3 separate regions of the Mus musculus genome follow, and regions 1 and 2 are each linked to region 3. A link is a loop called in an ENCODE intact Hi-C map of the cell type or tissue named here. Cell type or tissue: left cerebral cortex. All regions are shown on one strand.

What was found. Peaks named below come from ENCODE experiments on the same cell type or tissue, not always from the same donor. Only the 100,000 strongest peaks of a DNase experiment are listed, where the experiment ranks them.
Region 1: it touches region 3 in a loop (2.4-fold over the local background); 10 of 42 quality-filtered maps call a loop at or near these places.
Region 2: it touches region 3 in a loop (2.0-fold over the local background); 11 of 42 quality-filtered maps call a loop at or near these places.

Annotation. Positions count from the first base shown.
Region 1 is chr1:191,167,951-191,175,950 of GRCm38, reverse strand. Atf3 (activating transcription factor 3) reads left to right here. Exons shown (of 4, transcript NM_007498.3): 3 at 3,469-3,576; 4 at 4,272-5,655. The coding sequence ends at 4,469. Among named protein-coding and RNA genes, the nearest start is that of Fam71a, 7.1 kb to the right of the region's middle. In left cerebral cortex, a CTCF peak has its summit at 3,256; a DNase peak (open chromatin) is centred at 3,276.
Region 2 is chr1:191,179,413-191,187,412 of GRCm38, reverse strand. Atf3 (activating transcription factor 3) reads left to right here and starts at 4,080. Exons shown (of 4, transcript NM_007498.3): 1 at 4,080-4,320. In left cerebral cortex, CTCF peaks have their summits at 3,266 and 4,844; DNase peaks (open chromatin) are centred at 1,215, 3,231, 3,946 and 4,814; H3K4me3 peaks cover 2,774 bases; H3K27ac peaks cover 317 bases.
Region 3 is chr1:191,095,270-191,103,269 of GRCm38, reverse strand. It overlaps Batf3 (basic leucine zipper transcription factor, ATF-like 3), which reads right to left and starts at 4,856. Exons shown (of 3, transcript NM_030060.2): 1 at 4,743-4,856; 2 at 2,438-2,542. The coding sequence starts at 4,811. In left cerebral cortex, CTCF peaks have their summits at 4,812 and 5,745; DNase peaks (open chromatin) are centred at 70, 4,762 and 5,733; H3K4me3 peaks cover 1,057 bases.

The DNA.
Region 1 (8,000 bases), 73 kb before region 3:
TTGCAGGAACTGTAGAAGGCCAGGTGGGACAAGAACAGAACTTATGTCCTTGGAAGATGTCAAATAGGCAGGCACAGATGTGAGCTGGGAGTCCTGGGCCAGAGATCCAGGGCTGGGAAGTATCTGACTGTGGATGGTGCTTGAAGCTGTGAGTTTGGTGAGGCCACAGTCTGTGCAGAGGCTTTCTAAAGAAGCAAGGAATATGGTGGCGATTTTCATCACTCAATGGATCCAGGGACCAAGGATTAGCCCTACCCTTCCTGATAACAATGCTCACAGATGTGGTACACCATGTGTTTGCTCTGTGCTCACACATGTTCACACACATGTTCTGTGTTGAGAAACCTTTGCATAAGACGCCTGGAGTAACAGACATGGCTACTGAGCTGTGGTTGCTGGTAGCTCTGTTGTCTCAAGAGCATCAGAGGTGAACACTTGTAACTTTGCTAGGCTTTCTTAGTTAGGATTATTTTAAGTTTACTTAATGGGTATGATGGCAACTGTGGAGTAAGGAGTGAAACTGGCTCAAAAGATGTGAATTTAAAAGGAGCTTGAGGTCTGGGGTTGTAGGTCAGTGGCGGAATATAAGACATTGCATTACATTGGGGATAAAAAGAGATTGATCAATAGGACTGACATTTGTGGAAGTCTGAGGGGAACCTGAATCATAGCATTTAGTAGATGGGAATGAACTATTTATGATGCTGTTGCTATGGATGCCGTTAGGGGCATTAGCTGTGCTTCAAGCTAGCTCAGAGGAGGTCAGAGAGGGTACCACAAAACAGTCATGGCTATCAAGTCCAATACTGGAGAGTTAGAGCCTGGGACATTCTGGGAGATATTTTTTTCTTCTAATGAAATAGTTTGAAATAAGACACAGTAGTAGGGATAGACGGGGAAGGGAGGCTAGACAGGTGGGTGGCCTGGGAAGAGCAGTTGGGGATCTCTAGAGGGAGAAGAGTGGGTGGGTGATGCTCCCAGGCATTCCTGACTCTAGGGGGAAGGATGTATTTATGAAATATTCTTTGTCCAGTTCTGAATTACAGGGATCAGTGTTTTATTGGTTGTTTTTGGTTTTCAAGACAGGGTTTCTCTATGTAGCTTTGGCTGTCCTGGAAGTCACCCTGTAGACCAAACTGGCCTTGAACTTATAGATCTGCCTGTCTCTGCCTCCCAAATGCTGGGATAAAAGGCATGTGCCACCACTGTCTGGCTCACAAAGGCCAATTTAAATATCAAAACCTTATTTCAAAATCCAAATAACTTTTAAAGTAGACACAATCTCAATTTCCCACATTACCAGTGTAATTCCTTTTTTTACTTGTTCTTTGATTTTCATGATTTTCTCTTTGTATTATTTTTTTTTAATTTTATGTATGTGAGTGTTTTGTCTGCGTGGATATATGTGCATTGTGTGCATGCCTGCTGCCCACAGAGGTCAGAAGAAGGTTTTGGATCCCCTGGAACTAGAGTTACACTTGAGAGCCACCATGTGGGTGCTGGAAACCAAAACCAAGTTTTCCATAAGAGCAGCAAATGCTCTTAACCACTGAGCTATGTCCCTGTCTGTGTCCGTGTCCGTATGTGTGTGTGTCTGTCTGTGTCTATATGTATGTATGCATGTGTGTGTGTGTGTCTATCTGTGTGTATCTGTGTGTGTGTATGATTTTTGTATTTCTTGGGACAGTGGCCTTGAGGCATGAAGGATAGAAATTTGGGGTTAGATTCCTTGGGCTTTGCCTCTGTAGGTTGTAAATACTTCCATCTCAGTCCACCATGTCTTCTGATTCAAAAGAATGGGGAAAGGTCAGGAGTGGGCCAGTCATGGCATCCCAAAGCTGGCAGGGTCTGCACTGAGCATCCCACGGGGAGAGTTCATCCCAGCTGTGCTTTACAGAGTCCATGGCTGGATGTGCTCACTGCTCGTCGGTTCATAGACCATCAGGGTCAGGGTGAACGTCCACGGAGGACCATAGCCACCAAAGCTGGACGTGGCTCAGTCCTCTGAGCACCCCAGTTCTGGCTCAGAAGGAGGCGCAGGGAATCAGTCTGATTTGTTGGCCGAATCAGCAGGTGGTTCAGGACTCTACCCATCAATAGCATCCGGCTACGGGCTCATTCGTACCATCTGCTACCACTAATGGTCTCAAGTCCCTCCTCCAGGAGCTCACTGACCTCATGGAAAGGATGTACCAGGATGCTCTTGGTAAAGACAGAAATAAATGTTGGTTGTTTTTCTGGAACTGTGGTCACATGGTTGACAGAAGTCATGGGAAGAAGTTTGATTTGGCTCACACAGTTGAGGGGATACAGTCCGTTGTGCAGGGAAGACAGGCAGCCAGGGAAGCTCCGTGCCCAGTGGTGAAAACGTGTGCCCAATTGTGAGAGCTTGTGCATGGTGGTGAGGGCTTGTGCATGGTGGTGAGAGCTTGTGCTCAGTGGTAAGAGCTTGTGCTCAGTGGTGAGGGCTTGTGCTCAATGGTGAGGGCTTGTGCTCGATGGTGAGAGCCTGTGCACATCTTTCTAGCTCAAGAAGCAAAGCTTAGATAAAAGTAGGTTCCGAGTTCAACAGTTCCCTTCCCTTGTTCAACAATCCACCCCTGCCAGCCATGTCTCCCACCCCAAAGGTTTCACAACCTCCCCAAACAGCACTGTTCTCAGGAGAATGTGGCTAGGGGACAGTCTGGTCATTCCTGACTCCAGAGGGAAGGACAACTTACAAAGTCTTGTGTGTATGTGTGTGTGTGTGTGTGTATGTGTGTGTATTGATTATAATTAGCATCAGTGGTTATCATTTTAAAATTCAAATTCTTATTCCAAAATCCAAATGCATTTTTAAGGTAGGCTTTAGGGTTTTATAAAAAGATTTATTTATATGAAACACTGCAGCTGTCTTTAGACACACCAGACAGAAGAGTGCATCAGATTTCATTACAGATGGTTGTGAGCCACAATGTGGTTGCTGGGAATTGAACTCAGGACCTCTGAAAGGGCAGTCAGTGCTCTTAACCACTGAGCCATCTCTCCAGCCCCAGGTTTTAGGTTTTTAAAGCAGCTTTTAGTTTACTAATTTCCAATATAATTCTATTGTACTGAACAGGCTTTAGATTTTGTTATTCATTGTCAAGCGTTTGCATGCACATGTGTGTGAAGGGGATTCATACAGAAACTTAAGTCGTGAGGCTGGAGATGGCTTGGTGGTTAAGAACACTTGCTGCTCTTCCCGAGGACTGAAGTTCCCAACACGTGCAGTAGGTGGCTCACAGCAGCCTGTAACTCCAGCTCCTGAAGATCCATCCAACACTCTCCTCTGGTTTCTGAGATCACCACGAATGCACGTGGCAGACATACACACAGACAAATATAGATATGCAAATGTACACATAAGGGATTAAAAACAAGCAAACCCCCACAGCCTTGATATTTGGGTTCATGGTGGCTTAAATGTGTGCCTTTTGGATTTTATAGGCGGCCCCTGAAGAAGATGAGAGGAAAAGGAGGCGGCGAGAAAGAAATAAAATTGCTGCTGCCAAGTGTCGAAACAAGAAAAAGGAGAAGACAGAGTGCCTGCAGAAAGTGAGTCCTGCCTGGTCCAGCCTGTCCTAGGGGATGGAAAGCCTTGTGGGTGGGGCAGAAATGCCAGCTGTAGGCAGAGGATGGAGCAAAGCTATTAGCATGGCAGAAGCGGCTCTGGAGATATATGTATCTACACACACACACACACACACACACACACACACACGCACATATTTATATACATACATACAAACATACATACATACATACATACATATGTGTATACATATATCCAGGGCCAGCAACAGCTTGCCATGAAACCTGGCACCCTAGTTTGATACCCAGAACCCACTGTGGAAGGAAAGAACTGATTTCTAAAAGTGACCTCTGACCTCCTCATGCATGCTGTGACACAGACTAGTCAGTCCACAAACCCCCAGCAGTTTCGAGACTTTCGAGTCACACCAACATAGTTAAAGAGACTTTACTCACCGGTTTTACCAAATACAACAAAACTATAAAACCCTGCTATTGCCTTTGGCTCTCAGATTTCTTTTCCATGTCTCCCAACTTCCGAGGCCTCTACAGGGTTCATACCACCTTCCACCTAGTTTGATCATCCCATCTTTGTGGTACGATGGTTCCTCTAGCAGGTCTCTCTCTCAGTTTGAGGAGCCCCAAGGTTCCCAGGTGGTCCCCCACCTCCCTGCTCCTTGGCTCCCTCCATTGATTGTCCTCTCTTGATTGTCCCTCAGGAGTCAGAGAAACTGGAGAGTGTGAATGCTGAGCTGAAGGCCCAGATTGAGGAGCTGAAGAATGAGAAACAGCATTTGATATACATGCTCAACCTGCACCGGCCCACCTGCATCGTCCGGGCTCAGAATGGACGGACACCGGAAGACGAGAGGAACCTCTTTATCCAACAGATAAAAGAAGGAACATTGCAGAGCTAAGCAGAGGTGGCACGGAGGCAATTGGGGAGTTCTTACTGAATCCTCCTTTTCCACCCCACACCCTGAAGCCATTGGAAAACTGGCTTCCTGTGCACTTCTAGAATCCCAGCAGCCAAGAGCCGTTGGGGCAGGAGGGCCTGTGGTGACCTACTGCATTGACCCACTCTGCCCCCGAGTGAACCGTGGAGCAGGCAGGAGCATCCTTTGTCTCACCAATTCCAGGATTTAGGCCTTATCATCCCGGCCAGTCTCAGATGACCTAGCTGGCCCCAGGCTGGGGTCCTATGCAAAGCAGGATCCCACTAATGGGATTCAGGCAGAAGTGTCTACCTTGATAGGTGGGGTGGGACCACATCCTCCACTGTGGCTGACAACGCCCTTCCAAGGGAATATGGAATGAGAACATTCATTATTGAGGTTGTCCAATGGCCAGGGTATGCTTTCTAGAAAATATGCTGTTCTGTCCCAGAATGACTGTGCATAGGGTATCCGTTTCAGAGCCTGGTGTTGTGCTATTTAGATGTTTGTCTTGCACAACATTGGCATGATTTTTCCGGGAGTTTCATCAGATCTGATTTCTGAGAGTCTGGGGATCTGCCATGGTGGAAAGTGCCCCTCAAAAGCATTTGTGTGGCCACATGAACTGGCTGGCACCAGGGGAGTGAAACTGGCTGATGACCAGCTGAGCCACTTTGTGCCAACAGAGGATGGACGACACCTTTCCCTGTACCCACTGCAGAGGAAGAACCCTGGGCACAGCAGCTTTGTCCTTGGCTACAAACTGTTACAACGTCACACAATGAAGGCACAAAGTCCAACTTTCAAAGGGTGTAGGACTCCATACTCAGTGACAGGGCAGGAAGAGCCAAAGATAACCACAGCCACAGCCTGTGGAGACCAGGGTTGGAAGCCAGGTGCAGGGCCAGGCATCTGCATTGTGGGATGTTAATGGCACTTTTGTCTTGTAGCTATTTTGAGATGTGGTCCAGAGCATTTCAGCTGGGAGATCTCCCTCTGGCCACCAGGACTCTGGCTACTGTTAAAATCCTGATGTTTCTGTGGAATCCTCAGTGTTTAATCCCACTCAATAGTATCATTACAGTTTTCTGTAAGAGAAAATATTACTTATTTATCCCAGTATTCCTAGCCTGTCAACATAATAAATATCGGAACAAAACCTGGTAAACGTTAGTGTGGCACTGGTTTCTGCTAAGTGTTGAGTGACACGACATCTCTCTCTCTGTCACAGGGTGCTCGGTCAGCACTGAGGGCTTGGGGCTGGATGGCGTCCATGGTTCATGGGGAGACCACTAAGTAGTGCAGTTGGCTTTTTAAAAATGTATATTTTATGTGTATGGGTGCTTTATCTGCATGTATGTCTGTGTGCCACATGCAAGCAGTGCCTGAGGGGGCCAGAAGAGAGGGCATTGGGTCCCCTGGAACTGGAGTTTCAGAGGGTTGCAAGCCACCACGTAGTTAGTTGCTGGGAATGGAACCCGGATCTTCTCCGAGAGCACCAAGTGCTGTTGTAAACTGCTGACCCATTTCACCAACTCTATTTTTATTTTTAATCATATGTAGGCATGTGTGTGTGTGTGTGTGTGTGTGTGTGTGTGTGTGTGTGTGTGTGTAGACACTAGTGCAGTTGCCTACAGAGACCAGAAGAGCTCTTAAGCACTGAGCCAGCTCTGCAGCCCATGTGGTGACTTCTAACCCTGTGCCTCAGGCTGTTGACTGATATTCAGTTGCTCACTGACAAACCCTGAAACAACACTACAGGTGTGTCCTTCACACCAACTGTTTGGCACTAAGATAGTTTTTTTGTTTGCTTTGAGTCAGAGTCTCAGTATGTAGCCCTAGGTGACCTGAACCATAATATACAGACCAGACTGGCCTTCAACTCCCAAGTGCTGATCTGCCTCCAGAATTCTGGTTTAAAGATGTGCACCACCATGTCCGGCTTACAATTGAATTTTGCTGTAAAATCCAAATTTGTTAAATATTTCAGCCATCAGTTTCTCTGAGCATACAAATATGCCTCAATATACACATGTTTTAAAGCTTGAGTCTTTTTATAAATTACATTTAGTTTGGAAGTGGATGGTGCATGTCTATGCCATAGAGAACAACTTGGAGTCAAACTCTTTCCACCACATGGGTCCTAGGACTTGAACTCAGGTCGCCAGGCCTAGTGACACGTGCCTTTGCTGGCTGCACCATTGCTTTGTCTCAGCTTGAGTCTCTTGAACTTGCCTTCTGCCACAGCGGTGGTCCCTGAACAGGTTTCAGCTTGACTTGGATATGTTAACATCTGTTAGCATCCGTGTGCCTCATAGCACAAATGTATTTCAAATATCAAGGAAAGGGGGGGGGGTGGGAACAAAGAAGTCGAGAGAAGAGTTTTGGACAAGATGGGGGATGGGTAAAGTTGTTCCAAGAATGGTAATCCTAATTTTCTGGAATTTCCTGGCCCAGTGATTTCTTCCTGCCCCTCTCCCTTCCTCAAGCCCTTTCCCTCACTTTGTAGTCCTAGGGATACACCAAGCCCTCCCTACCCTGGCAAACCACAGCACTTGAGTGGAGGGCTGGGAATGATAATATTTGAGAGTCAGTTCTTTACTTCTAACCATGTGAGTCCTGGAGAATCAACTTAGGTCAACAAGTTTGGTGGCAAACACAGTGACCAGCTGAGCCAGCTTGCCAGCCATATGTGCCTGTTTGTTTGAACTGTTATGTGATGCCTTTAAACTGTCTTATGTCACAGGCATGATTGTATCTCTGGCTGTTCCTATTCAGTAAAGAGCCATCTACATCTTTAGCTAATCTGTATCTTAATAAAGGGGAGGAAATAAAGACAGCAACAACAACAACAACAAAAACCAAAACATTGCCCTAATCCCTTGGTTGTGGGTAGAGGTGCTACTACAAAGTCAAGGCAGTTTGAACACAGCAACAGAAGGTAATGGGTTAGAGAGGAGACAGAGGGACGCTTCCCGTGATCTTTAAAAAGAACTGCATTGGCATGTGCCACCCAGACCTTTGACTCCCATGCTTCAAGTTGAAGAAGGCAGGCCAGGAGTCTGAAAGAATAAACATAGATAGGGCCATGGGAATTAGCACCCGGTTGGCCACATCTTCAGTTTTTCTGCTGCCTCTTGCAGGGCACACTGACATATCATTGGCAAGGCCTCCAGGAGCCACCATTCCTTCTCTGCTTCTTGTGTTTTCCTGGGATCTGTCCCAGCATCAGCTTCAGAGTAAAGATTTGAAAGGTCATGGCTCGGGTTGGGAGTTCCACTGTCATCATTTCATATTCTGTCAAGAAGTCAAATGCTTGTTTCCAATGTAGTCAGCTTACGACAAGCACGACCACCAGCACCACCACCAGCAGCACCATCACCAGCAGCACCATCACCAGCAGCAGCAGCACACCACCACCACCACCGCCACCACCACCACCACCACCCTAGAACTTTGAAGGAGCCTTTGATTGCTTGCTACTCTAGCCTGTCTGAGTGACTTTTCTGGGTT
Region 2 (8,000 bases), 84 kb before region 3:
GCTTCCCTGACCTCATCTCAGATTTCTGGGACCCGTGGATCTCCTCTCTGAAGTGGAGACAGCTGCTACCTAGATTTGGCCCTGTGGCCTAAAGTCAATGTCTGCATACAAGATGTCCTCAAAAGATCCAATCCCTGCCTTGGGTAAGTGCCTCTGTGACTGGGTACCTACATGAGTTAAAGTTTGGAAGTGTGTATGGGAGGGGCGGATAGAGGATAGGCTGTGCCCTAGAATCTGATCTGACAGAGCTTCTCAGCTGTAGTTTCCAGAAAAATGAGTTAGTCATTGGGCCATGCAACAGTTTTCACCACAGTTGCCTCTTTTGGCTCTCAGAAATCTACAGAGCAGGAGGTAGCTTGGGGGAGAGAGTCTCCATTTCAGGAGCCCCTCAGCCCAGCCCAGGGACCCCTACAACAATACAATGGAAACCCTGGGAAGATGACAAAGGCAGAACCAGAACAGCACTGGAATCCTCAGCTCAGCCCAGCCCAGGGTGGGTTGCCGCCGCCATTTGCCACTGTTATCCAGCACCCGGAAACCCAGTGTTTGATTAGTGGTTGTGTGTGGAACACAAGGTTTACTCCTGTTGCAGCTGTCACTCTGGGTCTTTCAGACTCTGGATGATGAGGGGACAGAGGGTATCCTAGAAAGCCTTCCTGGCCCACAGTTACAGACACTATTACGGAAGACTCCAACTGCGAGCCTCCTTCTTAGTCACTAGGTGTTACTGTTTGTATATCCTTTTCAGTGTGGGAGAACCAGAGGGCGGAGCTAGGGGGCGTGGCCACCAAGTACAGTATTCATGAGCCAATCAAGCATCTTCCTTAGAAAATTAAATTGGTAATTAGTAATTCTCTGATTGGCTGAGAGCATGGGTTCGGGAGAAATCCGCTGACTCCCTTTCCAAGGTCAAGAAGTGGGGTCAAGACCCCTGCACAGACAGGCCAGCCGGTCAGCTCAAGCTCCCCTGGATGCCTTAACTTGTTTCTGGAGTCTCAGAGCAAATAGTGCCTCAGAGTCTGGAGAACAGAGTTAAAGAGGCAGAGGAATGTGGAAGGGATCGCCCTCTGAATTGCAAAAATCTTTAAATATCTCTGAACTTTCTTTTTTCCTTTTTTGCTTTTGGCTCCCTGTAATGTTTTTGTGTTTAGTTTTGGTTGCCACGAGGGGACTGTTTTTAGCTGCCTGGTTCCTTCTCCTCCCCTTTTTATTTTCCCTCTTCCTTTGGTACATGCCTCAGCCTGAAGTCTTCAATTCTTATCTCACTCAGCAAAACAGACCGGAGCTGATCTGCATACGGGCTCCCGGGGCTGTTCTCTGGAGAAAAACCCCAGAACATTCAAATTTCTGCTTAACCCTCTTTGACTGGGGATTAACCCCTGAAATCCCGTTAGCCAGAGGCTTCCTGCTCGGGCTGGACAGGCATTCTCTTGCCTTTGTGTCGGGCAGAGATTTGGGTGTTGGGAGCTTTTCTTGCCCCTCTGAGGGAGTATGGACGAATGCGCACGCACACTGGGGACAATAAGTCAGGGTAACGTGAGAAGCGAGGGGACTCAGATGTTGACAACTTCCTTTGGTCCAGACCTTAGGGCTCTTCCTTCCCGTTTTTCTCAGGCGCTTTACGATTCTCCTGGGAGCCTAGGGGACTGAGTCCCGCAGAAAGTGACTTTTGTTTGCCTGGGATAGGCGTTTCATCCAAGTGGGGCGGGGGGCGACTTCTCCCTGGAGAGTCTTATCGCTTTTAGGGTTTCAGTAAGAGAGGGAGGCAGAGGATGTCAGACTCAGAACTCTGTAAACAACTGAGAGTTTCTATCCAGGTACGACTTGGAGATTAAAAGCTAATGATTAGACTAGCAGGAGAACGGGCGTGGGGGAGGGCACCACGGTCATGACCAGGTGCCCACGAAGCTCTGCCGACTTCTGTCTACGCTATCCTTCCACGGTTCTGATGGAGCGGGTCTTGCTGCTTGGGGTCTCGAGGCTGTCGGCCGTGCCTTCCACTTGAAGACAAGACCCACCTCCATAGAACGCCAATTTAATCCGTAAAACAATAAAAATTTCTGTCGGGGCCCCCAGCGGCCTGGGGCGGGGTTCGTGTGTTCCCCCATCTCCCTGTTACACCGCACAGTGGTGTTTATTTATTCCAGGGCAGCCTGTAAAAAGATGGGGCAGGTAGGAGGAGATCCCAAATGACTTTCATTTCTAGGCACCTGACTTTCTTCGGGGTTGTGCCGACACGCCTGGGGTTTACCTGCCGGCAGGTCGGCTGGAGGCCGGGTTGTGGAGGTGTGGAGCAGGGTGTGGGCGTGGGAGACGGAGGGTGGGGCCCCGAGAGCCGTTTCCAAGGCAAAACCCAAAGCAAAACATTAGCCTGGCGCTTCCCGCGCGATGCTGCTGTAATCCCGTCAGATCCTGGCAGGATCTGAGAGGATCCCGGGGATGGAACCACCCTAGGCCTCCCGGGCCAGCAAGGACCGAGAGACTCCGGGGGCCTCGATGGAGGGCAGAGGCCTGTGAAGGGCGAGACTCTGCCTTGGACTTGAGGAACCCGGGTGCAGAGAACTTGATTTTGCCCGAAATGTCTGTCTCTGGGGCCATCAGTTGCTTACGGTTGTACTACCGTCGGCGACCTTTCCTCAGGACCGTAACAGTCCGGGTGGTAGGTGCTATGGAGGCAGCGGCACCGGTCAGTTCTGCTTCACACCCCAAACTACCTCCCTGTGACCTTCTGATCGCCTTCCTCTCAAAGGCGGGCGTTAGCAGGTGCCTCTGTCTTTACACCTCAGCGTCCTGCCCCACATGTGCCCGCCAAAGTCTGCCAGGCAGGTGTGCGATTCCTGGGCCGCAGTCTGTGCACGTGTAACCCTTGATGAGCTATGGAGTCCCGCTCAGGGTCTTGCGCTCAGCTCAGACCCTCGGAATTACTGGGTCAGAACCGGGAAACTAATTTCAAGTTTCAAACCCAGGTCTGCTGAGGCTTTGGCCTGAAATCGAGTCCTTTGCCCAGCCTTTCCCGCCACCAGATTTGAGTACAAGAGGGCTCGGTGTTCCGGCTTTAAGCGGTGCGCGTTCAGTCCCGGCCACCGTATCCCTAGAGCCCTCTGTTCCTGCAGACAGACACTCGAAACCTGGAGCCGGTTTTTCTTTCCTGATATCCAGGCGGACCCCCACCCCCGCCCAAACCGGGAGCGTAGAGATCAAAGCGTCCTCTTTCCCAGACTAGCCGAGCCGCCTTTTTCCAGCCCTTTCTTATCCCTGCGCTAGGTGGCTCTGATCTCTCCAAATCTTTCCTCTTTCTACGCTCTTGCTTTCGTGGAGAATTCCCTGTTCATTTAAAAACGTTTTGTGGTTGTTATTAAAAATAAAAACAACAACCGAACTGACCGCGTCCGGTCACTAGCACTTCGGGTTCCTAGCGAGTTCGGGGGCCGTGGGCGTGGGAGCACGAGGCTGCCGAATGTCTACGTTAACCCACAGCTGCTAGCTGGGTCCCCGGCAGAGGAGGTCACAGTGGCGGGTAACGGTGTGGATTCATCGGAGTGTAACTTTGGGCACCTCCTTCACGCGGGAGATTGTCACCGCTATCCCTTCCCCGCCCCCTCCTTAGGCTAGGCCGCTGGTCAAAGAAGGCACATTTTCCTGAAGTTTTAGAAAAATGACCACACATTTTAGAGAAAGGTCGTGCCCGCTTCCCAGCCTCACCTAGTCTGGGCCACTGCCAGGATCCGCCTCCCAGCACCACCACCCCCCCTTCCCCAACCTAGCGGAGGGAGAGATGCCAGGGCGGTGGAGTCATGCCGCTGGCTTGGGCACCATTGGCTCATGCCTGGAACACGCAGCGGCGAATACGCACATCTGGCGGTGCGCCCGGGCGGCTCCCAGCCTGATAAGGAGATAGAGGGCGGGCGGGTGTGTGTGTCCCGGGCGTGCGAGGAACGCAGGACGCGCCGTGACCGCCCCTTCTCGCACTTGCATCACCAAGTCCGCGGTCTCCACCCACCTTTTGCCCCGCCCCCGTCCCTCCTTCACCCCTCCTCTGGCCAGTTCTCCCTGGAAGCTATTAATAGCATTACGTCAGCCTGGGATTGGTAACCTGGAGTTAAGCGGGCTCCCTGCCAACGCGAGGGCTTTAAAAGGGGTGATGCAACGCGCTCCCAGCCACAGTCTCACTCAGCGAGACGCCGCGCACGGTGCTTCCCCAGTGGAGCCAATCGGCTAACCCGCGCTCCGGCAGAGTCCTTGGCGCTCGCCCGCCGGCGGGACAGACCACCCGCCTCTGGCCGCTCTCTGGACCCTGGCCGCCCCGAGCGAAGACTGGAGGTGAGTTAGAGCCACACCGAGGAGCGCTGCCCTCCTCACCCTAAGTTCCCCTCTGGTGACCAGTCCCGGGACCCTTGCGCCACCGGAGACTGAAGCCCTAGTGTCCGTGCCACAGTCGCTCGGCTGAGCCGCTCTTTGCCGCTGCCGTTCTTAGCTGGTAAAAAGTTTCTGGTAAAGTGAAAGAACGAACTTTCTCTTTTGACTCGAGGCGTGAAAGATGCCCAGGGACGGAGGAGTTGCGCTCTCAGTTTGCAACTAGGAGAGGTCGTCTGGGTGGAAGGTGGGTGCTGGTGCGCGGAGGTGACTCACACTCTGGCGATCGGGGTCCCCTCTTCCATCCATCACTTCTTGTCCCGGACCCTGGACTCGGAGCGGGTCCCTCCTAAGTCCGCGTAGAGGCGCAGTGGCCGCGGCTTGTTGAAGCGCTGCTCCCGGTATCGAGCTAAATGAATGAAGACCGGACGCTCGAACGGAGGTCCGGCACAGCCGCTGGAGGTCGCCTTGCGCTCCCCGGAGCAGAGATCTGGGCAGCATGACCGCGTAGAGCGCTGTGAGCGAAAGTGTGTTAGGATAAGTTTGGAGGCGGCGAGCCCTGGTGTGGCGCTGTCCCGGGGCTGAAGGCCGAGAGGTCTCCGCACCAGCTAACTTCGGACCGCTAGGTTTGAGACGTCACTTCCAGCCTCACTCGCTGTTGTGACTTGCTGTGCTCTGGCTGACTTTTAACCGGCCCTTGAGTTTCTTTATGTATTGGAAGGGAAGCGAAGGAATCGGATCAAGCGGGTGGAGGGACCAGGGTGTGGAACCACTTGTACTTGGGGGGGGGGGCGTGCGGGGGGGGGGTTGTTTGTATTCTCGTGACAGAGTCTCACTCTGTAATCCAGACTGCCCATAAAAACTCCGGCCAATCCTCCTGCCTCAGCCTCCCAAGTGCTGAAATTACAGGCCCACACGCCCAGCACCTTTCTGTGCGCTGTGTGCTTCAGATAGCCAGCTTTTGACAGATTTGTTTCTAGACTAAAATAATTAAAGTAAAAGGAGCCAGGGAGGGATGTTCAGTGTGGAGGCTCCCCCACCCAGCGTTCCTAGCCGGTCTCTGAGACAGGACAGGAAAGGGGGCCTCTCTTACATCTCTGTCTCCTAGCTCTCTCCCGTTGGATTGATTCCCTGCTTCGACCCCATGCTCATTTTCAACTCCCATTTCTGTATTTTCCTCTTAGCCATTTTATTTGATTTAATCATGTAGCTCACGAGCTTTCTTATAAATTAAAGGAGTTGCCAAGCCCGATTATTTAAAAGGTTTATTCTCCCCTCCTGTTGTTCCACTCTTTTGAGACAAAGTCTCCCTATGTAACTGGGGCTTGCTTTAAACTTATGGCAGTCTTCTAGCCTCGGTCCCCAAGTGCTGAGATTACAGGCATGTGTCACCAAGAAGGGAGCACATGTTTTGCATGTTGCATTTGTTATGGGATAATGTTACCACATACAGGCTCTTGCTTGGAGCGGGTGGGGCTGGGGTGGGGGTTGCTGTTGCTTCTATCAAGAGGTTTCAGAGGCTGCTGACCAGGTTCCCAGAGTGAAGAAGGCATTGCCCAGCACCTGTGGCTATCTAAATCCCTTCTTGGCACACCAGTTTCTTCTGGTCTTCATTCTGTCAGAGCCTCCTCTATGAGGGGTGCCAGGTATGGGTCTCTTCAGCCCTCAGTTGCCCCCCTGGCAGGCAGCTCTCTCTGTGGTTGCTTATTTGGTTGATCTATTGAACTAACTGATGGGTCCTCCTGGTAGTGCAGAATGAGTAGAGGGTGGGTGTGGGCAGCTTGGCTGGACTGGACCACACCCATCTCTGTGAGTTTAGTTAGGCAAGTGCTTTCCTTCTGGGACCTCAGTTTATTCAATGACAAAATGGGGGTTTGAGCTAGACAATTCTAATGCTGGGAGTCCCGTTGAGTTCCTTTAGCCAAAGTCTGTGATTCTTTAAGGAACTGGCTACAGGGGTTCCTTGTCAAGGGAGGAGGGACATAGCCAGGACCCCCCAGAAACTTCAAGAGAGAAATGGTTTCCTATGTGAGAACTCACAATCTTGGCCAATCCAACCCTAATGGAGGAATGCTGATGTCAGCCAATTGGGTGTAATTCACCTGGTGTCTTAGGAACTCGGGGGTCAACCACCAGTTGTGACAGACTGGCTTGAAATTCTTGAGGGTTCCAGTCAATTCCTGATGACTAGAACTAAACTGAACTGAACTAGATCAGGGTCCCTGAGGGGCAGGGAGAATGTGAATGTATGGATCCTAATTTCCTTATGTTTTAAAGTTTGTGCATGTGATGTGTTGTTCCCCACAGCCCTGGGAGGGAACTGGTCAGTTCAGATAGGAACTGAAGGTCAGAAAGCCTCTGGCTCGGGAGTGGGTGCCCAACTAGTGAGAACCAGAGGCAGACCTGGAAATGCTGTCTCTGACCCTCAAGCCCAGCCTCCCGCCTCCAGCCTTCAAACAGGAGAAAGGACAGGATGTAGAGTCAGGAAGGAGTACTGGTTCCCTAGTACTACAGGACAGTTTGCAGACAGCTTGGTGGAAGGAAGTGGAAATCAAAAGTGAAAATTCAAAGCCATCATAAGCTACTAGGAGATAAAAATCTAGGAGCTGAATTTCCAGTTAAGTGAGGGAAGTTTCATTTTCTTGAAAATGGCGAGATTGCCGATGGTGCGGCATAATTTCTGGTTGGAAGTCATGAAGCAGCATCTGGAAGCATATCTGAAAGACAGCTTTATGATCAGTGTAGAAAGTTCACTCAGCTCACCCCAAATCTCCCCTCTTTGGGGCCTCAGCTCCTGAAATCAAGTTGAAACTTTCAACTTTCTTTCCCTGGAGGACACAGCCTGGCTCTGCCTGACTCTCTGGAGACCTCTGTGCAAGACAAACCAGAAAAGACAAGAGCCCAAATCTTACAGAGTGTGCCCCCATGGGGGCTTCTTAACAGCTTTCTAACATGCTTGTGTCCCCAAGTAAGCCCCACCCCCAGCTCTTCACAGAAACATTCCATACCACTGACATTCCTCAGTTTCTTCCTGACTTTACACTAAGAATGCTGTTGGGGGAAGTCCTATACAGCGGACTTTAACCTCAAAGGGCTCGTTAATAAACTTAACTGGGCTGCTAAAGGCTCATGCTCAACTGCTGTGGCTCAAGCTAGTTAAGTATAGATGAACTAGTTAAGTATAGATGAACTATTCAGTCCTACAAATGATGGCCAGGCCAGTGGCAGCCCTGAATTCCACCCCTGGACTGTTGGGGTTTTTGTTTGTTTGTCTGTATTTCCAATAAAATGCAAAGGAGAATATATAGGAGGATGCCGAGCCTCTGGCTTCAGAAGTCATAGAAACATCCCCCAGGTACAAGGTTACAGCTTCCAATTAAGAGACCTTCAGTTCTTACTCCTGTCTGGAAAAGAATTGTATACATCTTTTTGAGTTCTTTTACTGCTCTGGAATTTCTGCCTCCACCAGTGGGCCTTAATATCCAGGGAAAGGGATCTTCAGGAAGGGCTCAAGAAGGTGACCAGACCCCAGGGAGTCTCCGTAGGAGAGCAGCCATCCCTCTGTGGGAGCTCCTGGGAGACCCAGAGTAGCTCCTCATGGCAGAATGCTTTCCAGGGCATTTCTTGTATTATTTCCCAAATTGCTT
Region 3 (8,000 bases):
CTCCAGTAAAGCAGAGTCCTGGGGTAAGCGGCAGTGCCGAACGTGCCTCTCCCCAGCTGGCGGCCCTGAGAACTTGGTCTCCAAAACAGCAGCATCAGGAGGACCCTGGGGAGCTGAGTCACAGATGCTCTGCTGCCTCAAATAAGTTGTCATTAGTTGGTGTATGGGTTACAATGTGGGTGATTGTTTGTGGAGGAGAGTCCTCTGACTCACTTGCTGTCTGCCCATCCTGCCACCAGCGCAAAGCCCTCGCTAGGTGCTGAGCAGATGTGGCTCCATATTTTGAGACTTTTAAGTGTTCAGAACCCTGAGCCAAACAGTGTCTTCTTTATCATTTACACAATCTGTGGTATTCAGTAATACAGAAAATAGACTCAGATACAGGCTGCTGATCTGAGAGATAAGAAAGGTGGTTAAGCGCCTTTAGCTACCACGTGAGAAGAGAAAGTCCAGGGTGAAGAGACCACATTCAGCCTCGAAAGTGCAACAGAGCCCCAGCACGCGCCAGCAAGAGGTGACGTCCTGACTGGGCCCGTCTGGAAGTAATGAAGGGATTGTTAAGTGTGGATGACAGGACAAGCTAACAGAGAAATATTCCAGGCAAGATGAAAAGGCAGCAAGTGTCACACCTTAAACCACACCAACATTTTTTTTTTGGGGGGGGGGGTTGAGACAGGTTTTCTCTGTGTAGTCCTGGCTGTCCTGGAACTCACTTTGTAGACCAGGCTGGCCTCGAACTCAGAAATCCGCCTGCCTCTGCCTCCTGAGTGCTGGGATTAAAGGCGTGTGCCACCACCAACATTTAAGAAGAGAGGAGGAGTGGGGGGGGAGAAGAAAGAGGGGAGAGGAGGAGGGGGAGAAGAAGAGAAGGAGGAAGAGAAGAAGGAGGGGGAGGAGAAGGGAGGGGAAGTGAGAAGGAAGGAGAGGGGAGGGGGAGGAGGGAAGGGGAGGAGGGGGAGGGAAGGAGGGGAGGGGGAGAAGAGGGGAGGGAAAGAGGGGGAGGGAAGGCAGAGGGAGAAGAGGGGAGAAGGGAGGGGATGAGGGGGAGGGAACAAGGAGGGAGAGGGAAAGGAGAGATAGCTGAGAAATTGGTGGCACATACCTGTCATAGCACTCAGCAGGCTGAGAGGCAGGATTGAGCAGGAGGCCAGGCTGGGTTACATAGTGACACGGTCTCAAAAAACAAATAAGACAAAGCCAGAGGTAGAAAGGCTTGGAAGCAGGCAGGCGTGGTACCAGAACCGCACCTGAGATTTTTACATCTGATCCACAGGCACGCGGTAGATAGTGAGAGAGCTAAGTGGGAATTCCATGGGCTTTGGAAACCTCAAAGCCAGTGCCAATGCCACACCTCCTCCAAAGCAGCTACACCTTCTCATCCTTCCCAAACAGTTCCACACTGAGCACTCTGTGTATGAGCCCAGAGGGGCCATTCTCTCTCAAACCACCCCCTGAGGAGGAGGCAAGATTTTGAAAAGGAATTAAAAGTATAAAGAGCTATTTTTGTTTAGCTTCTTCAATTTTTAGTTTTGGTAGGGAGAGGGTCTCATGTAGCCCAGGCTGGCCTTAAACTTACTATATAGCCAAAAATGGTTTAAACTCCTGACCCTCACAAGTACCACCTCACCCACATTCTTTTATTTACTTTCTCTTTTTTTAAAGATAGAGTTTCACTATGGAGCCCTCTGGCTGTCCTGGAACTCACTATGTAGACCAGGCTAGCCTTAAACTCAGAGATTTGCCTGCCTCTGCCTCCAGAGTGCTGGGATTAAAGGCAAGTGCCATAATTCTCAGTAATTTCTCTCTCTCTCTCTCTCTCTCTCTCTCTCTTCCTTCCTTCCTTCCTTTTTTTTTTTTTTTTTGAGACGATACCTCATATAGCCAAGGCTAGCCTGAAAGTCACTATAAATACAAACTTGACCTTGAACTTGTGATTCTCTGCCTCTCCCCCGAGTGCTGATCTCGAAGGCGTGTTCCTTCCACCACGGCTGGTTTATGTGGTGCTGAGACTCCCACCCAGGGTATTCTTGTGCACATTAGACAAGCACTCCACTGAGCTGCTCCTCCAGAACTTTAATTACTATTACTGTTGTCACTATTGTTTCTATAGACAGTTTCTCTGTAGTTCCAACTAGCCTCAGGCTGGGTATTCTCCTGCCTCCACCTTCCTGAGTGCTATAGTGTGAGAGCCCCCACATCTAGCTTTTGTTTGAGTCTATAGTGAGAGAAAAATCAAGCGTGGGAAGAAGCCCGGGGGCTGGGGCTGAGAGGAAGAGGCCCGAGAATACAGAAGCAAAGCAATAGGCTGGGAGGACCCAGAAGAATCAGACTGGAAGGACTGATGATGAGCACCGTGATGCCATCACTGCCCCCTCCCCCGATAGGAGACAGCTGTCCCTGTGGCTGTCCTGTAGTCCTGACCTGACCACAGGCTCACCTCGTGGAGCTTGTCAGCCTTCTGGGTCTGCTTCTTCCGGCTCCTCTGAGCTGCAACCCGGTTTTTCTCTCTCCTTCGAACTTTCCTGTCATCGTCCTTGGGGCTCTGGGGATGACATGTGGTGAGGTAAGACTCTCAGACTCTCACCATGCTCCAGTGGGCTACTGAGAGGTTTTGTTAAGGAACACCTATCCTGTGGTGGGGCTTTGCTTTATATTAATCACCACCCACATACTGAAAAGCGTATAGAAAGACTGTTGTTTTAAAATGAGGAATATAAGGTCTGGGGTGCAGCTTAGTGGTGCCATATGTGTGGGATATGTCAGGCCCTGTGTTCCATACCCAGGACCACAAAAAATAAAAATACTATGAGACAACGAGGAATCAGAAACTCAGGTTAGGGAAGTTCTCCAGGTACCACGGCCAGCATGGGGGTGAGTGGGAAGTGGAACTCAGGTTTGCTGGTCCCCAAACCAACGTTCACAAACTTCTGCCCCACAGGGCGTTTGCCTGGAAGAGCGGTGCTGTTACTGCTCATCTGAGAGTGAGAAAGACTGGGGTGTGTGCTCGCTAGAACTTGCTGTGCACAGCCTTTAAACTACCACACACTGGCAAGTCCTTCTGAAACTGTATACAGACCATAGTTATGCATTTATTAGTAACTGCAACCACACAGCTCTACCAGTATGTGGAAAACTCTGGAACACTAATGACGACATGCTCTCTTGAACAACACTTGGCTGACATTTTCTTTTCAGAGGTCAGGGTTATTCCAAATGCAAATCTGTGATGCGTTTTGAGAGTTCTTAACCAAATATCCAAAAATCCTTCATGAGGTGACATGAAGTGGGCAGGCAGAAAAAAATGCACGTACCACAGCGAGAGCTTACTTAGAGGAAAGGGTCTGCTTTCCAGAACTGCAATTGACACCATCAGGGGAGGAAAAAAAATGTCCTTCAAGACTGAGTTCAAAAGGTGTCTAGATGGGGAGGGAGCTTAGTGGTAGGTGAGGCTCAGGGTGTAATCTGGAGCCACAGCAACAGCAAAACCCAGAGGCTGGCGTACAAACTCAGGGCTTCAGCCAGGAATCCCAGGCATAGATAAGAAGAGACAGCAGACCCAACACCTGCTCAGGAGAACACAGGTGTCAAAACGTGCCTTCCAGAAGTCCTCCCCCCACCCCCTTCTTCAACAGTTTCACGTAGTCTCCCTTCCCTTTCCTCCCTAGCTCTGGAATTGTACTCCTGCATCACTACACCCCAAAGGTCTTGATAAACACACCTGGAGCATCCAGGGGGACATGCCATATAAACGATGTAACTTCAGCTTTTACACCCTCACAAAGCCTTCCACCGTATATAATAACTAAGACCCTGCCCTGTACTCAGAACACTGCTGGGCTCTGCTGCCCAGAATCAAGCTGACCTGAGATTTGACCTCACTGGCTCTCCACTGGTGCTTGACAGGAAATAATGTCTCTATTCTCCAAAGCCAACAAGTCTCAGGGCAAGGGGCAGCATGCCTCCTGTCCTCTGGGAGCTGTCACATCACCTGCCACAGATGATCACACCTTCCCTCTGGGCAGGAATGACGAATGGAGACACAAATCACCCATCACTCACATGACCTCTGCAAACGTCCTCAGGAGATACAAAAAGAGTTCATCTTATAGATGGGGAAATTGAGGCTCCGCTAGTCGAAGCAAATAGTATAAGGCCACTCCAACTACTTGGCTCAGACTTCCAGGGTCATCCTGGGACATTACACTTCAAGCAGAGAGTTGGGAGTGTGTGTGGTGACTAAGAAAAATAAGACCTGATCTATTGATAAAGCAACCAGGTGGCCAAGAAGTGTTCCAACAGTGGCCTCTATTTGGTCTCAGCTTCTTGTGACTACAGCTTTGAAAGCTGGGACAACAGAGGGTGCTGATCATATTGGGGCGAGAAGTTTCCACCCGTGCTGGGGGTGGAGTCTGCCCATTAGAGACAAAACCCCACACCCACAAATTGACCGGTCCGACATTCCCCATGCGGATCTTGGCCAGTGGGTTGGATGCAGGGACGAACCGCCCCTTTGGGCTGAATTCATAATATCGGAGCTCCGGGCCCCCTCCCACCAGCGCCCACAGGAGTCAAGGATGAAACTGCCCACAGCAGCGCGGACCCACGTGTTCGGCGCCGAGTCTGGAGGGGCTGCCGCCTTCCCAAGCGCTTGAGGCGCACGGCGGGGGCGCACGGCGGGGGCGCACCTGGAGCTCTGCCCTCACCCTCACCCGGTCCTCACACCCGGCCCCCTTGTCCAATACCTGCGGCTGGTTCCCGGGCGCATCCACGCTTCTCTGCAGCACGCTGACCGCGGGGGGCCCTTGCGACATGCCGCGCGCTCGCCACACGGGGCGCCCTGAACGTGGGGCTCTGCTACCCGCGCTCCGCCCGCATCCCCGCACTTGCTGCCCCGCCCCGCCCCGCCGCTTCCCGCTCTCCGGGCTCCACGGTGCCCGCCTCCCCACCCCGTGTCCAGTCCCGGCCCGGCCCGGCCCCGCCCCCTACTCCCACCCCGCCCCTGCTTCCTCCTCCCCCCACCCTCTCGCCGCACCTCGGGGTCCAGGATCCCACCCAAGTCGCTGCTTTCCGCTAAGGGCCCCCGCTCTTCGTGGAAGTCACGTGGCAGCACCGAAGCCCACCCACGGAGAAGACCCCGAGTGGGTGGAGACGGGGTGCTGGCGCAGCGCCGCCGTGGACGGTCCTCCGGCCGCTCCTGGGAAGTTTGGGTGAGAAGCACCAGTGAGTGGCTCGGTGGCTTCAATGTCCCTTCGCAGCCTCCCTTAGCGCCCCAGCGCCGGTCACCGCCGATGGGGAGATTTCTTCCGGGCGAGGCGGCACCTGGACCGGTGGCGCCAGTGGGCAGGGACCGCAGCAGAGACCGTCCGCGCTATGGGGACAGCGGGAGCCTCAGGGCTTTTCCACTGCGGCGGCGTCTGGTCCAGTGGGAGGGAGGGGGCGAGGTGACTGGGAGGGCGAATTCTGATGGGGGGGGGCGGGGCGGGGGGAGCGGCAAAGAGAGGTTGTGAGTCGAAACCACGCTTGAAGTCCATCCTCACACATTCAAAGGTCTGGGCAGGCCATGCTAAGGTCCCATGGGCTAGCTGCATTTGCTTCTTCAAGATTAAGGTGATACCTACTAAAGGCTAAAATATATGGTTGCTATGTTTATGTCAGACTAGGTAGAGACGTATCTCATCCCTCTTCACCCGCCTGCCAGTTTTTAAAATATGAAGTCAAGATGACTGTGCCCAGCAAAGAAAAAAAGAAAAAACCCTAGCGGTTGCAGGTTTGTGGTTTGTGCATAGCATAGGAGAGGAAAGCTAACCACGAACTGGGGGACGGATGGGAACCAGACAAGAGTGGCCTTTCTCGTGTGCTCATTTTGGCCTACTGGCTTCTGGGCAGTGGGAGAGGTGACCTTTCTGAGTCCTCACCCCAGTGTGCATGGCTCTGTGCCAGAATTTAAGCCGTAAGTCTGGAGAGAGGAGCTTGTTTGAACCTGCCTGCGCGGCTTTAGGCACCAGTAGTGGTCATGTGTGCTAGTAGGTCACGGCATAGCCAGTGTCCACACATCACAGCAGAGCCTCTCCATGCTAATGGTTCCGCCCAAATTTTAGTTCTGACCCTCTTCTATCAACATGCATGCATGCTCCGGTGTGGGGGGAGGGGAGAAGGAGGGGAGAGAAGAGAGAGAGAGACAATTACATCTCACACAGTATAGAGGAGTGCACAGCACAGCATCCTGCACTTGGTGTGGGTCAGCCCAGGACCTCTGTCCTTGAAAATTAAAGGACCCTGTAAACGGGGTGTGGTGGCCAACGCCTACAATTTCTCCACTCACAAGGTTGAGGCAGGGTTTCCACAAGTTCCACTATCTAGCTTGGGCTATACATTAACCTCCAGGCTAACTAGAGCTAAATAGCAGGATGAGATCTCAATACAACCAAAGACTAACAAAATAAGCAATTTGTGGGGGCAAGTGATCCTAACTTTTAGACGTTTAAGAATGGGTGTTGGAGGGGGTGATCCTCGACATACCAGTGCACTCCCGTGTGTCATTCTAGTGGGCTCCTTTCCTGTTCCAAGTCCTCTGGGGTCCTCCCCACAGCCTGGGGCCAGGGCCAACAGCAGACTTATATTGGCTTAGTCTACTTATGGCATTGTTTCTTTTTTCTTTTCCTTTCTTTCTACCGCCCCCCCCCATATCCCCCTTCCCTACACACTCATACACACCTTGAGTTTTTCAAGGCAGGGCTTCTCTGTGTTCAGCCCTGGATGTCACGGAACTCACTTTTAGACCAGGCTGGTCCCGAACTCTCAGAGATCCACTTCCTGAGCACTGGGACTAAAGGCGTGTGTCACCATGCCCAGCATGGAACTATTTCTTTCCCTTCCTATTAAGTCTGTACACCATATGGGTGTCGGGTTCCAGAAGAGGGTAATGGAGTTCTGGGTAGTTAATAGTGAGTCACCATGTGGGTGCTGGGAATGGAACCTGGGCCCTCTCCAAGAGCAGTCAGTGCTCTTCCCTCATCCCCAGCCATCTTTCCAGCCCCTAGAATTGTCATCTCTTTTGCGTGCTTTCTTAAACTTCTTGAGAAGGTTGATGCTGGCTTCTTCACACACTCCATGTTTATAAAAGTAACATTAAATTTATTTATAGTATCCCAATAATGCTATTATAGTATGGTGCTAAGTTCATTTGCCACACTAGAAAGCCAAGATAAATGCTTGCTTGGTCTATATATCAAGTTTCAGGCAAGTCAGAATTACATAGTGAGACCCAGATAGATAGATAGATAGATAGATAGATAGATAGATAGATAGATAGATAGATAGACAGACAGACACACAACACACACACACACACACACACACACACCTTTAATCCCAACACTCAGAAGGCAGAGGCAGATATATCTCTGAGTTTGAGGCCAGCCTGGTCTACACAGTTCTGTCTCAAAAACACAAACCAAACGAATGAATGAGAGAAAAGCAGAACAGGATTCAAATCTCTGTTTTCTTTTCGTGTGTTTTCCCTTGAACCAGGAAGACATCTGGTATGATTTGTCAAGTTCCTATTTATACCACAATGACCTTGAACCCCGTCTCTGAGGGGTGGGGGATGCACCACAGGTTCAGGGCGCAGTGAGGATGCAGCAGGTTTGGAGGTTGGTGATCCGATGCTCTGCTGATTCACTTCGCCAGAAAATGGTTCTTTCCAATAACAAACGGATGATCGAAAGCCCTGTGTGCAGTTCACTCCTGCTGTTCTTGTTTAGGAAACTGGTCTTCTGGTAAGTGTCTTCTCATGGCTTTTCTCAGAAGACGGTCCTGTGGGCCTCTGGTGAGGCTAGGGAAGAGAAAGCCAAAGGTAGAGACCACTGCACTTACCAGAAACTGGCCACTGTGTGTCAGCCACTGTGGGCCGGAGAGCCACACCTCAGGGAACTCGCTGTCTCGATAGTCAGATGAGCACACTGGAGTGCTTTCGATGTGGTCTATCTCAAGATGGGAGT